2 separate regions of the Mus musculus genome follow, and region 2 is linked to region 1. The links are chromatin loops, found by intact Hi-C in ENCODE. Cell type or tissue: gastrocnemius. All regions are shown on one strand. Each heading gives the region's core, and the rest is flanking DNA. Links, peaks and the distances in the headings are about the cores only.

Region 1 (6,918 bases), core at 758-5,757:
AGCTTTTCAGGTTTTAGGACTTCACACATATTAACAAAAGTAAAGTCTGCAGAGACTGGCCTGTTTTAAAGCGCTCTGACCTGGGTTGAAGCAAGAGGGGAAATGGGCGGCGGCTACAACCTGATGAGAGACTGACTTGGCCAGTTACATCTGGTAAATCAGTAAGTCTGAAAGGCATACTTGAATCTTCCATCATCCCAGAGTTCAATAAGCAGAGATTCTTCTACAAAAAAGAAGCTTCTAAGTTCTTTTCTTAAATTAAAAAAAAAAAAGAAAGAAAAGAAAAAAGAAAAAAAAAACATTGAAAATGAAAGCACATCTCGAAGGCTTTAGCAATCTTTGAGGTATTCATTTCTTTTATATATATTTTCATTATATATTTTTTATTTACATTTCAAATGTTATACCCTTTCCTGGTTTCTCTTCTGAAAACCCCTCTATCCCCTTCTCCCCACCACCCCTACCCCCTGCTCATCAACCCACCCACTCCCAATTCCTGGCCCTGGCATTTCTCTATGCTGGGGCATTGAGCCTTCACAGGACCAAGGGCCTTTCCTTCCATTGATGTCCAACAAGGTCATCCTCTGCTACATATGCAACTGGAGCCATGTGTACTCTTTGGTTGGTGGTTTAGTCCCAGGGAGCTTTGCAGGTAATGGTTAATTCATATTGTTTTTCCTCCTATGGGGCTGCAAAACCCTTTAGCTCCTTTCTAAACTAACTGCTGTTTAGGGTGTTATGGGGGAGGGGTTTTAGTTGTCATTATTTCTGCTGCTATTGTTGCTGTTTTGTGATTTTTAAATGACTGGAGTATAAAGACTACAGCGAAGTTTGTAGGTGATGTTCGGCAGAATACAGGAATAATCTCTGTCACCAGGAGCAGAGATGGTGAAGTGGTATGCCCAAGAGTCATGCTAGGAATGTGTTCTGTCCTTGAGGGTTCACATAGAAAAAAATGGCATCCAGGACAAATTGCTAAATTGTCCAGTATAATGTAGCAAACAGAACCAGTCTTGTATTTGTTTTTAATTGATTTCCAGTAGGAAGAGAATATAGATGGTATTCTTCACTGCCAAGTGTGTGTGTGTGTGTGTGTGTGTGTGTGTGTGTGTGTGTGTGTTATCACATTAATATTATTTTACCTTCTTGCAAAATATAAGCATTGGAGACTACTCCAAATTCTGTACTATACATCAGGAGGCCAAGTGGGCAATAAAGAGAGCAAATCTTCTTAATCACAAAACTACGGTTGTGGTTTAGGTTGTGTTTCTTATTTCTGAGGATTTTGTAAAACCGATAAGAAAATGACCTGGAAAAAACATGGAGTATCTGTAGCACGGCTGTGACCTTCCTTGCAAAAACATCAGGGGACACTGAAAAATGGGAAAGGTGAATTATGCAGAGAAGCAGCACAAAGCAAGTAGTGGGAAACAAAGAGCCTGGCGATGTGATTTCAAGGAACTTGGTGACTTCCTATAGGGTGCACAGCTTTTAGCCTCAGTAAAAGCAGTTCTTAATCCTGCAGTAACCCAGCCTTATCACCGTGGTTCACACATGCTGACGAGGGCTATAGGTCTGGATGGCCCTCTTTCCATTAGAGTGGTCAATGGGAAATTTAATTAGAGATACATTTCTTGAATGGACAAGGGGAAAATATAAAGAATGGCAAATTAATTCTACCATTTAAGTACATTTAAATGTTTACTGAGTTGTATAGAAAATTCGCTGTAGTTAACACTTCTTTTACTTGTTCTTTCTTGTATAATGATGAAAACAGTATTTTTAAAGAGGGGGAAAGGTGGAATTTTCTTCCTGCTAGCTTGCGCACTGGCTGAACGGGGAGATATCATCACCCTAGTTTCTTCTGGAGGCTATCAGTTCCTGACCACATTCTGTAAATGCAGGCATTTGGAAGAAAGCAAACAGATCTGCAGGTAACAGAAACCAGAATATGCCCTGACGGAGAGATAAGAACCTGTAACTAAAGGGATCCAGGTGGGCTTTAAATAGAGCCATGGAAAGAAACCTGGTGGGATATTTAGAGAGATAGACATGCTTGCTCGCAAACCTCCATTAGACAAGCCGACAACTAAATTCCTAAAATAGTGGAATGGCTGCCTATGCCTGCCTTCCCCCACCCTTTGTCCTTAAAATGCATGCCTTCAGAGGGACAACCCCCTCCTTCTCTGGTTGATTTCTTGGCCAGCTACAAATAAGGCCTAGCTCAAAGCTTTCTTAAAGCCACTCAGACCTTTCCACATGTGCTCTGACTTGCCTGCTATTGTTTTGACATTTAGGAAACAGATGCATGGTTTTTTTTTTTTTTTTTTTTTGTACTTTGTAAGGCAGACATCTGTTCTTCAGGATTCACTCCAGAAGCTGGAATTGTCTGGCAGGAGCACATTAAATTAAAGACACTCTTTACCACCTTGCCTGCATCCATAGCCCTCAACTCAAGATAATTTGAAGAAACAGAAAAAGAGGAAAATAAGAATATGCTCACAAGCATGAACACTCTGGTGACATTGATTAAATAAGTCCATACAATGTTCACTGCAAAGTAAGCTATGCTAATGCAATTTACTAGGAAGGAAGAAGAAGGAAGCTGAGCTCTGAGCTGTGATGGATGGAGCATTGCCGGAGGAACCAGGTAGCCCAGCACTTCAGAAAAATCACATAATCCCCATGAAAAATAAATTCTGTCTGTTTTTATTAGAAAAAATCTAACTTAAAATGCATAAAATCATTTGTGTCTGGTTCTGGCATGCTGAGTGCCATGGTTAGAGGGAAGAAAAATATTCATGAAATGTGCATAGAAGGAATTCTCTTTTGGGTATTGTTTTGCTTGGACTTAACTTTGGTGGGTGTTTCTGTTCTGATTTTGCCCTGAAAAATGTGGGTCTCCAGTTCCATCAAAGGGGAGTTTGTGCAATACAAAATTGCAAAGCCCTCAGAACATATCTACTTCATCTGGAATTTGTTAATATATTAACTCAATATTCTCCAGGGGGAAAATGGTATGTTTTAGATGAATTTTGGATGTAAATTCTAAACAGGTGGACAGAGCAGCAGGAGGGAGATATCAGGCTTCCCGCAGGGGACCCACACCATATAGTTGTAGAAAATGAATCACAGGGATTGGTGGTAAAGGAAATCAGATTTGTCGAGCAGAGTATTTATACATGAAAGGCGTGTGCATGCTTGGTAAATTACAGATTGGGGATTCAAAGCCACACATGCACGGCTTTCCATCATGCAGACTCACTGCAGGCTACTAACTGTCCTTTGCAAGAACAATGCACATACTTTTAATTTAATTTTTAAAATCTTGGGCATTCGTCTCTGCACCCCCGTGGTGAATAACATTTCTTTCTATATACAATATTGCACGTGTTTCCGGGCATGAAGTTGCTTTTTAATTACAAACAACATTTGTGAGCTTCCTGCTGGTAGCACCATTTGTGACATTGGCAGGAACTGAGTCCAAATGGAGAGAAGATGAACTCTCTCTCTGCCTCGTGAAATTAAACAGAATAGAACAGTGTCATTTGGAAGCAAGGTCCACACCGTCCTGAGAAAAAGTAACGGATGTTGTTTGGGGTGCAAATTCCCAGTGGAGAGAAGGATGTTTTTTGTGAAATTTCATTGCTGGTATTCCAAAAAAAAAAAAAAAAGGTGAGGTTTTTGTTGTTTGCCTTTCTCTACTTGACAATTTACAGAAAACTTGAGAATCCTAACTAAAAGTATCATTTTAGCATTTTCCCAAACTTTGTAAAAGTGGTTTGCAAATGGTCTTAGCTTACAATGGTGCGTTTTTGTTTGTTTGTTTGGTTGGTTGGTTGGTTGTTGTCGTGGTTGTTTTGTGGGAGAGGGAATTCTAGAGATTGGAGCCAAAGTGTTGCCCATGAAAAGCACCTCGATATCACACAACCACCTCACAGCTCCGCAAAGCCTTTTACACTTCTGTAGCTCTGACATCATCTATATTTCCTAGAGGCAAAGGCAGGAAGGATCTGCAGTTCTATTAGCCACAGTTGTTGCCCCAGCCTTCTCTCAGCCAACAGTCACTCTGATTTTCCCTAGGGTCTTTCTCTGCATGACAAGGAATCTAATGATCATAATGTAATTAAGATTTACTGAGCATTTACTACTTACAAGACACTGGATTAAATGTTTTACATTCATTATCTCACGTAATCCTTACTCCAACTCAGGGGGTTAGGTAGCGTCGTTATCCCCTTCACAAAATGGGTAAGGAAGCTGCAGCTGGAAGAGTCTAATTAAATTGTCAAAGAATACTCATTCTAATCATTGCCAGAGCCAGACTCTGGTTCAGACCTGCTGACAACAAAGCCAGCCCTGTGAAGAGCTCGCCTTGCAGGGTGTGCTGAAGACTCTCCAAGATGAGCCTTCTCGGGTTTTTACTAATTGCAATTGCGGAGAACTAGTCAGCAGCAGCCTTCTGTTCAGCAAGGGAGGCCGTGGATGGACATAGACAGATCAGACTGTTTATTTAACAAGGCAGAGAACATGACCCAAGAAGAGAACGCAGTTGGCTGTTTGTTAAAGCGAGAATAGCAGGGTTATAGATGCTTTGTCTCTCCCTTCAGATCCTAAGGAAGTTTTTAATAAAAGTTTATCAGGTGAATGGAATATTTAGGATGTAATGTGACCCTCTCTGTGGATCATGTGGTCTTTTCAGAGTATCTTTTCCCATGACTCTCTAGGAAAGCCCACCAGTACAGTCAAACACAGGATGGGCATGCTGTTGTAACCAAGCTTATTCTTTGAAGTTTGTTAGTACTCATGCGTGGAATGTTGGGGAACAAGCTAACTGCAGCCTCAAGGACTTTTCACCAGAAGGGGAGACACAGATTGCCAGATTTTGCTGCAGTTTTCTGTGGTGTTCAGTCAAATCTAAATCTTTTGGAACTGGGGGAGGGCAGCATGTGAGTGTGGGGTCTTTCTGAATATGCTCATGTGGTAATGTGCCCGTGCATTTGGGTGCACGTGTGTGTGTGTGTGTGTGTGTGTGTGTGTGTGTGTGTGTGTGCCTGTGTGCCTTGGGTGCCTATGTACCTTTGTGTATGTGCAGAGACCAGAGATTAGTTGAAACATCTTCATCACTTACTATTCACATTATCTTTGAGACAGAATCTCAATTGAACCTGGAGTTGTCTAGCCTAGGCTAGAAGCGCTAGGGGTTCATTGATCTCCACACTCTACCCTAATTTAGTACGAGTATTGCAGATGCCTGTCTTGTCTGGCTTTGCATGTGTTCTGAGAACACACACTTAGCTCTCCATGCTTCTAAGGCCCTTTTAAGCCATCTAGCTAGGCAGTCATCTAGCTATGCACCCTTTCAAACTACTTAATGCCTCACGGTTGATCCCATGACTGTCTATAACCTAAAACACTCTACCAGCTGAAGGTTAAGGCATTCTCTGATTTTGTAAATTGGGGATTTGTGAGAGAATGTGGGGCTGGCGTTTTACAAATCTTCCTGCTAGACAAATAGGAACTAGTCATATAGTATCTTCTAAATTCCCTGACTTCTAGCCCCATGCCTTATATTTATCCCGTACCTAACACAGTTTCTAAAATGAACCTTGCAACATTTGCATTCATGCGCACTTACTTTCCCAGATCCTTCGAGGGAGAATTGATGATCTTTCCCTCCAGCAGTTTCCTTGGCCTGGGTAATTGATCAGTCAGTGGGTCACTTGGTGCTCATTTTTCATCTCTGTGCACTTTGGGTCTTAGTTTTTGCTTACTGGAGTGACTCCCTGCAGAGCCCAATGAAACCAGACCTAAGGTGGCCACATACATCTCTCCTGATGGTGACCCTCATCTGCTCAGCAAACATTCACTCATTCCTGTTTCACCAAAGCTGAAGCTGAAGCCAGCAAGTCCTTTCCCACAGAGCAGTGCTGGCTGAGGTTTGCTCCTGATACAGAGGTCAGTTCCCCATCATCAAAGATGTCTGCAGATGGGAGTTACACCAGAGGTCCCCCTGCTTTCCAACCATAGAAGGTCACAGAGACGCTTTCTGAGGGACTCCAGCTGGATCTCCAGCACCATTTCTAATGCAAGACGACAAGGAATTCTGTCTCCTCAGGAAAAGCAGACAGCAGTGGTTCTGTGTGCAGAGGCAAGTACCATGTTGTCATGGATCGCCCAGAATGAAGTCTCAAAGAAGCAGTGGAAATTCACCTCTCACAGGATTCTACAGTTTTCATAGTGAAAATATGCACATGATGACTACAGAGACAATTTAACATTGTACAGTAGGCTTAAGATTTCATCCATTGCTATAACTGTGGCTGTATTACCTTATCTATTCTCAGGGTTTCCTGATTCTCTTTGTACTAGTTCTTCAGTTAATTATACTTTTTTTTTTTTGGTTTTTCGAGACAGGTTTTCTCTGTTTAGCCCTGGCTGTCCTGGAACTCACTTTGTAGACCAGGCTGGCCTCGAACTCAGAAATTTGCCTGCCTCTGCCTCCCAAGTGTTGGGATTAAAGGCATGTGCCACCACGCCAGGCTATACGTTTTGAAGAATTATTCTTTATATTTATCTAATATCCCATTTACCTGTGTACCGTAGTAAACTTAATTTTTCCTCTACTTCTCATGCAGGTTGTTTGGAAAATATAACTTACATGCACAGGTTATCAGTTAATTCACGATGCAAAATACTTATAATTATTAAGACCACATTTATAAATGTTAGAAATTTAAACGTAAATTTTAAATATTACCTTCTACAAGGTTGTATCATCATCATAATTTTGTGTACACATAGTGATAATTTGAGTATTCTGATTTTACATACATTTGCTGCTTTACTGGTAGCAAATACTGGTAATTAATACACATTAATTTCCATGTTTATATTTGAGTGGTTTTGTTCCATTTT
Region 2 (6,918 bases), core at 1,316-6,315, 84 kb after region 1:
TAAAGGCGTGTGCCACCACACCCGGCAAGATTTATTTATTTACTATATGTAAATACACTGTAGCTGTCTTCAGACACACCAGAAAAGGGCATCAGATCTCATTACAGATGGTTGTGAGCCACCATGCGGTTGCTGGGATTTGAACTCAGGACCTTTGGAAGAGCAGACAGTGTTCTTACCCGCTGAGCCATCTCACCAGCCCCTGAGCCATCTCACCAGCCCGAGACTTTTTAAAGCTAAAATGAGTCACCATGTCTGAGATAATTTGACCTTTAGAAAGTTCGGTGTTCTTTAGAAACATACAGCAGCACGTCTGCTTAGAATTATACATAACTTCAACAAGCTTCTCGTTTTCCCTTCATAGCACATATGTAACACCAAGTGTTTTGCTCTTGGAACCATCATCACACCCAGTACTGAACTTTCCTACGCTACTAATCTCCACAAATTACCAGTATGCATACTGGGAAGTTATTCTTTAAAAAATGCCTCATAAGCTAGACTGAGGAGAATCTTGCCTAAGCATAAATTTCTCAGTGGAATATTAAAATCAAAACACATGGATACTTAAATCTACATATGGTTCCTTAAACAGTCTTTCGCCTGTTTCTTTATTTAACCATTTCTTAGATTAAAATCTTAAATTCCCATTATAATAAAAATAATTAAGTTTATTTTCTGGGGAGTCCATCACACGGATACATTGGCCCTGCCTCAATCCACAACACAAAAACAAAACATAACCTTTAGGGTTTTTATAAAGTTCACTTGGTAGCCTTCCATAAATCCCTGAAGAAAGTAAGAATAAAAATGTCATGCCTCTACATAATGATGGTTGTGTACAACAAGCCTGCAGTCAACATTATAAATGGGAAAAGGCCAATATCCTTTAAAACTAAAGACTAAAAAAGGGTGTCTACTCTCTCTATTCTTCTCCAGCTTAGCAACCAAAATCTTAGCCACGGCCCAACACAAATAGAAAGAGATAAAAATTGGTGTAAATAGATAAGGAGGGGACTGGAGACATGGTTCAGTGATTAAGAACACTGACTGCTCATCCAGAGGTCCTGAGTTCAATTCCCAGCAATCACATGGTGGCTTATAACCACCAGTATTGGGATTCAAGGCCCTCTTCTGGTGTGTCTGAAGAGACAGTGAACTGAAGAGACAGCATATTCACCCTATTTTAACAAACAAACAAACAAACAAACAAACAAAAATAAAGAAAAGTCAAATAACCCTGACTCGCAGGTGCTACAAACCCTGCTTAGAAACACTAAAGAGTCCATGGAAAAACCTCCAAATCTGATAAACACCTTCAGCCAAGCAACAGGCTGCAAAATCAGTGTAAACAGCACTGCATGTTTTACACAATTAATGATCATCATGAAAACAAAGTTAGTAAGTAAGTTCCCATTCACAAATAAAAGAAAAGACCCAGGAATATACCTAACCAAGAAGGCGAAAGACACATACAATGAAAACATAAAGACACTAAAAGGGAGATGGAGAAATTAGACATTGAAGTTAAAAACATCTGCATTTATTAACAGCCAATAAATACCGCACAAATATGTACATGCCAAGTAAAACACTGAGCACCAAGGTCCAATATCATCCCCATCAGATTTCTAATGATATCCTGTACAGAATTACAAATTGTTCTGAAAGTTCATTATATGAAAATTTTAATAATCAAAGCAATCATGAGCAAAACTCAACACTAGCAGTATTACAATACCAAGTGACAGATGACGCTACCCAGCCATGGTAGCAAATACAGCATAGTACTTGAACAAGAAAACAGGTGCACCCACCAATGTAACAGAACAGATGACCAAGAAATAAGCCCAGGCAACTAAAACACCTTAGTTTTCAAAAGAGTTTCCAAAACAAACATTTGGGAGACCCAACCCTTAGCAAATGGTATGCAAAGATCTAAAGGCCCACACACAAGGAAATGAATCTAGGTACTTATTTCCCATGCCGTACAAAATCAATTTGAAAATGAATCAAATATTTTAATATAAGAAAGGAAACTTTAAAAATACAAGGGAATCCATTCGTGGTTCAGACATAGGTAAGGATTTTGTGAATTCAACTCTAACATCTTGGGACAGAAAAGCAAGAACTGGAAGACCATGTCAATGTACAAAGTCACACAGCAAAGGAATGAGAGAAATGAAGAGGAAGCCCGAGGAATGGCCGTCTTTGCAAATGCTCTTCCAACAAGGCCCGTACTCAGAATATACAAAGAACTCATGAAATTAAAGATCAAAGAATTAGTGTGCCAACCAACAAATGAGACCAAAGACTCAGAAAAAGAGAACTGCGAATTCTCCTTTTGCTATAAAATAACGCTCAGCATCCTCAGTCACCAAGGAAGTAAGAGGTAAGGTGAAAGCCACTGCCACTGCCACTGTCCCAGGCAGAATCCTTATCACAAGGCAACAGGCAGAGCTGGAAAATATACCGCATGAGTAGAGTACTCACCTATAGCATGTGAAGCTGTGGGTTCAATCCGCAGTGCCAGAAAGGGGGTTGGGGGAGGAAGAGAGGAAAAGAGAGAAGAGAAGGAAGGAAGAAAAAGAGAAAGGAAGAGAGGGGCATGATTGGAGGGAAGGAGGAAAAAACAGAAAGAAAGAAGAATGGAAGGGAGGGAAGGAGGGAGAAAGGAAGGAAGGAAAACACACAAGGAAAGACTCTGGGAGAAAGGGATGAAGAAGACAGAAAACAGAGAAAAATAAAAATAAAAAACAACTGTTGCTTATTGAAAAGGAAGCGACTTAAACATGCTTGGTAAGAATGTGAATTGTTCAGCCAATCTAGAAATCACTTCTAAGGTTCCTCGGCAAACTAATCAAAGAACTACCACAAGCTCCTGGGTATCTGTGTGCCAGGATCCAAATCGGCTCGCAGCGGCCCTAACCTGCTCATGCACACACCCAGCAGTGCTATTTACAATAGCTAAGGTTTGGAACAAGAGTAAACACCCATTAACAGGTGGGTGAGCAGAAAAGATCTACTGCACACTCAGTGGGGCTTTATTTGACCGTAAAGAACAGACATGTGGCAATGTTGGGGAAATGGTTGGAACTACAGACCAGTGTGCCAACCCACATCAACCAGGCACAAAATGACAAACCATAACTGTTTCTGTCATATGTAATGTCTTAGTCAGTGTTACTATTGGTATGATGAAATGCCATGACCAGAAGCAAATTTTGAAGGAAAAGGTTTACTTCTTTGGCTTACATTTCCATATCTCTCTTCATCACTGAAGGAAGTCAGACTGGAAACAAAAACAGGGCAGGAACCTGGAGGCAGCAGCTGATGCAGAGGCCAAGGAGGGGTGCTGCTTACTGGCTTGCTTTCCATGGCATGCTCAGCCTGCTTTCTTAAAGAAGCCAAGACCACCAGCCCAGGGATGGCCCTACCCACAATGGGCTAGGCCCTCTTCATCAATCAATAATTAAGAAAATGCCCTACAAGTTTACCTATAGCCTGATCTTTTGAATATATTTTCTAATATTGAGGTTCCTTCCACTCTGATGACCCTAGCTTGTGTCAAGTTGACATTAAATTAGCCAGTACAAGTAAGTGGTGCTTAAATTCATCAATGAATGTCATGAGAATAACATGGGGCCAACTTGGAAAGGACTTTCCGTGGGAGGGGGAAGGGACAGGAGTGACTGAGGATGATAAAGTGCGTGTATGGATAAGTGAGAATGTCCTGTAAAAGCCCTCAATTCACATGGACACTAATTTTACAAAAACTATATTCTGAACTTTATCTCCTTCCTTATATGATCTATCATGGTGGCATTACTCCTGCCTTTTTGGATACCTAATTTGACAGGGAAGAGAGAGAGAGAGAGAGAGAGAGAGGGAGAGAGAGAGAGAGAGAGAGAGAGAGTGTCTCTTTTAACAAGGATGATTTCTTTTGTAATTTTCCTTCCAAATATTTTTAATATAATGACAGCTTTTCTTTTAGCAAAAATATTTGTGGCATTCATTTCCCAACATCGAGTTATTAAAATATGTTTGGTTGCATATCATGTGTGTGCACCATGCTGAGTGAAGCAGAAGTCTTTTCAACAGTTGATATCTGCTTCCTCCTTTTCTGTAATAACTCTCTGTCTTCAGTTAATTGAATTGACAGGGCACCACCCAGGTTTCCTCTGACAGTGTTGTTAATCTACTAAAAATACCCTTTCCCCGAGTCAATAGAAAATAGGTGGTCCTTATCAACCTCAAAGAATGACTTAACTGTGTGTGTGAAAGAGCACAAAAGAATCAGTCTCCATCCTTGAAATCTGAGTTAGAATAAATCCTGGAAATAGCAGTTATTTTATCAGGGAATATGGACCTTGACATTTCTATACTTAGTCAGCTTAACTCTCTGGTTAAGGAAGGGGGAAGAAACCTGACTTAATCATCTCAGCCTCCAAATTACATCATATATAGCGAGTCTTGAAATGAAAATGTATTTTACCGACCTGCTCCGTGAGGCTTATATCCCTTGCTGTGACAAAGTATTTAGGGAGAGAAAATGACAGATGTTAGGCACATTAGCACAATGAATAGTCACTTCTTCCCCCAGATGAAGCGCTTTTATCACGGCAATTTATCATGAACAAGATAGTGATTTAGGAAGACGCATTAGAACCGCAGCTCATACTGCAAAGTGAGTTAGCAGGAGTGAAGCATGGCTGCCTGAGAGATGTAAGCACAAGCCCTTCAACCTGCATGCATCCGCGGGACGTTTTTACTTCTGACTTTAATATTTTGAAACTGAATATCATCACTTAACACTGAATGAATGAAGAAATATCCAGAGCTCAGAATGCTTCAGGCTGAGCTAGAGGCAGGGAGGTGAGCCGTGATCCAGTCAGCAGTGACTGCCCTGTGCACTGCAACTGATATGCTCACATGTTTTTTTTTTTTTATTACTGGACTAATTCGTAGCAAGTATTGATTCAACTGCCTAAACAACTGCTAAAATTTCAACCATTTTTATCCACATTCTAGGAACAAGTATGTCAAATTTCCAGAAACAAACATTTAAAACACAGATAATTTATGTTTGATTATGTTACTTATTTATTTTTTATTAATCATTACTAACAATTTGAAGTGTTTTTTTAAGTCCAAATCTTTCTAAGAAGGTTGCTAGAAGGTGGAGAAGTGTGAACCTTAGAGCCTAAGGGGAGCCTTTGTGAGTCCAGGGAGCCATCCAGAGCTGCCCTCTACTCTTATTCACTGACTTCCTCCTGGAAGACCCCCTCTCCCCCCTTCCCCCGCCCTCAGCTACAAGGACAAGAACCTTGAACATCAGGAGCTCACTGTTTTCTGTATGACGATTAACATGCAGTTTGAATACAGTGTAGTCATAATGTTCAGTACCTGTAAGAGAAGGATAGACAACTTGCCTCCGCCTCTGAGAACTCCTCAATATGTCAAGAGATAAAAGTCTGTGGAAGTCAAGGAAGCAAGACACAGGAGGTCTGAAGGGTAGAGCCACCTCCACCCAAGTTCCAACCCTTCCAGTTAAGAATGGATTACTCACAGGACACTGGATAGTGTTAGGGGAGAAGTGCCACACTCAAACAGACACCATTTTAGTGTTTGGGTATATGGGTGCCAGGTGGCCAGAGCTGCCGTTTCTCCCACTCAAGAGAGAAAATGCGAGAAACTCTGGGAAAGTCGCTTAAACTTGAGTATGGTTCAAATTTCATATCTCCTAGTATGGTTCAAACTTCATATCTTCATAACTCACATTCTATATTTCAAGGCAAGGGGAATTAGCTTTGTAATTAACAAGCTGTGTGTGTGAGTGTGTGTGTGTGTGTCTTAGTTTCTGTACGTCTCTCTGTATGTCTGTCTTTCTGTGTGTCTGTGTCTCTTTGTGTATGTCTCTCTGTGCCTCTCTCTCTCTCTTTCATATACAGAGAGAGAGAGGGAGAGAGAGAGAGAGAGAGACAGAGAGACAAGAGAGACAGAGACAGAGACAGAGACAGAGAGATACAGAGAGAATACAAATTCAAAGTTCCACTGAAATATTTAGTCATAAAATTTCATCCTAAGTGAGCAACTCCCCCGTTTCTTGTATCAAAGATTGTCTTCGCAGGAGCTCAGTTGGCATGACTAACTGAACTAGCATACACCGTTCACGGTGTGACATCATATACTATTGACATTGGGTCAGCTATACAAGAGAATTTGATGTTAGAGAGGAGATCACATCCAGGGAAGAAGCTGAAGGAATGACACAATTTGCATTTTATTGATGTAGAGACCAAACTGACCTACTTCATACGTTTGTCTACCTCTGCTCTTATTTTATTTCTCTGCAGAAGAACAAGTTTAAGATATAAAATTATTTTTTTTCTAATTTCTTCACTAAGACAGTCCACTACCATTGGGGGAATGGGCAGCTAGAAGTCCTCCCTACGAACACTGTAGACCTCCTAAGTATTGGTAGGCAAAATTGTTTCTGTCTGAAAAAACTTCAGGGATGGAAATGGAGAGGAGCCTAAGGAAAAGAAGGTCCAGTGACAGGCCCAAAGTGGGATCCAGCTCAAGGGGAGGTCCCAAGGCCTCACACTATTACTGAGGCTATGAAGCACTCACAGACCTAACATGACTGCCCTATGAAAGACCCAACAAGCAGCTAAAAGAGTCAGATGCAGATATTTGCACTCAACCAATGAACAGAAGCAGCTGACCCCTGTTGTAGAACTATGGAAAAGCTGGAAGAAGCTGAGGAGGAAGGCAACCCTATAGGAGGACCAGCAGTCTCAATTAATCTGGACCCCCAAGAATGGTAGTGTAGCAGAAGCCAGAGGCCTCAAGCCAGAGCAATGACACATTGAAATGAATGTTTGCAAGAAAAGAAGTGTGAACAAAAGGGTATAC

Evidence for each region. A loop is a pair of places that touch in the nucleus more often than their neighbours do. Peaks named below come from ENCODE experiments on the same cell type or tissue, not always from the same donor. Only the 100,000 strongest peaks of a DNase experiment are listed, where the experiment ranks them.
Region 2: a loop joins it to region 1, with 3 times the contacts of the local background. A loop is called at or near these places in 5 of 42 quality-filtered maps.

Annotation. Positions count from the first base shown.
Region 1 is chr3:151,329,895-151,336,812 of GRCm38, forward strand. No RefSeq gene overlaps it. Among named protein-coding and RNA genes, the nearest start is that of 4930555A03Rik, 39 kb to the left of the region's middle. In gastrocnemius, for the core only: no CTCF peak of the experiment used is centred there; DNase peaks (open chromatin) are centred at 3,120, 3,403, 4,053 and 4,399; H3K27ac peaks cover 2,577 bases.
Region 2 is chr3:151,413,721-151,420,638 of GRCm38, forward strand. No RefSeq gene overlaps it. Among named protein-coding and RNA genes, the nearest start is that of Adgrl4, 21 kb to the right of the region's middle. In gastrocnemius, for the core only: no CTCF peak of the experiment used is centred there; no DNase peak of the experiment used is centred there; H3K4me3 peaks cover 551 bases; H3K27ac peaks cover 1,910 bases.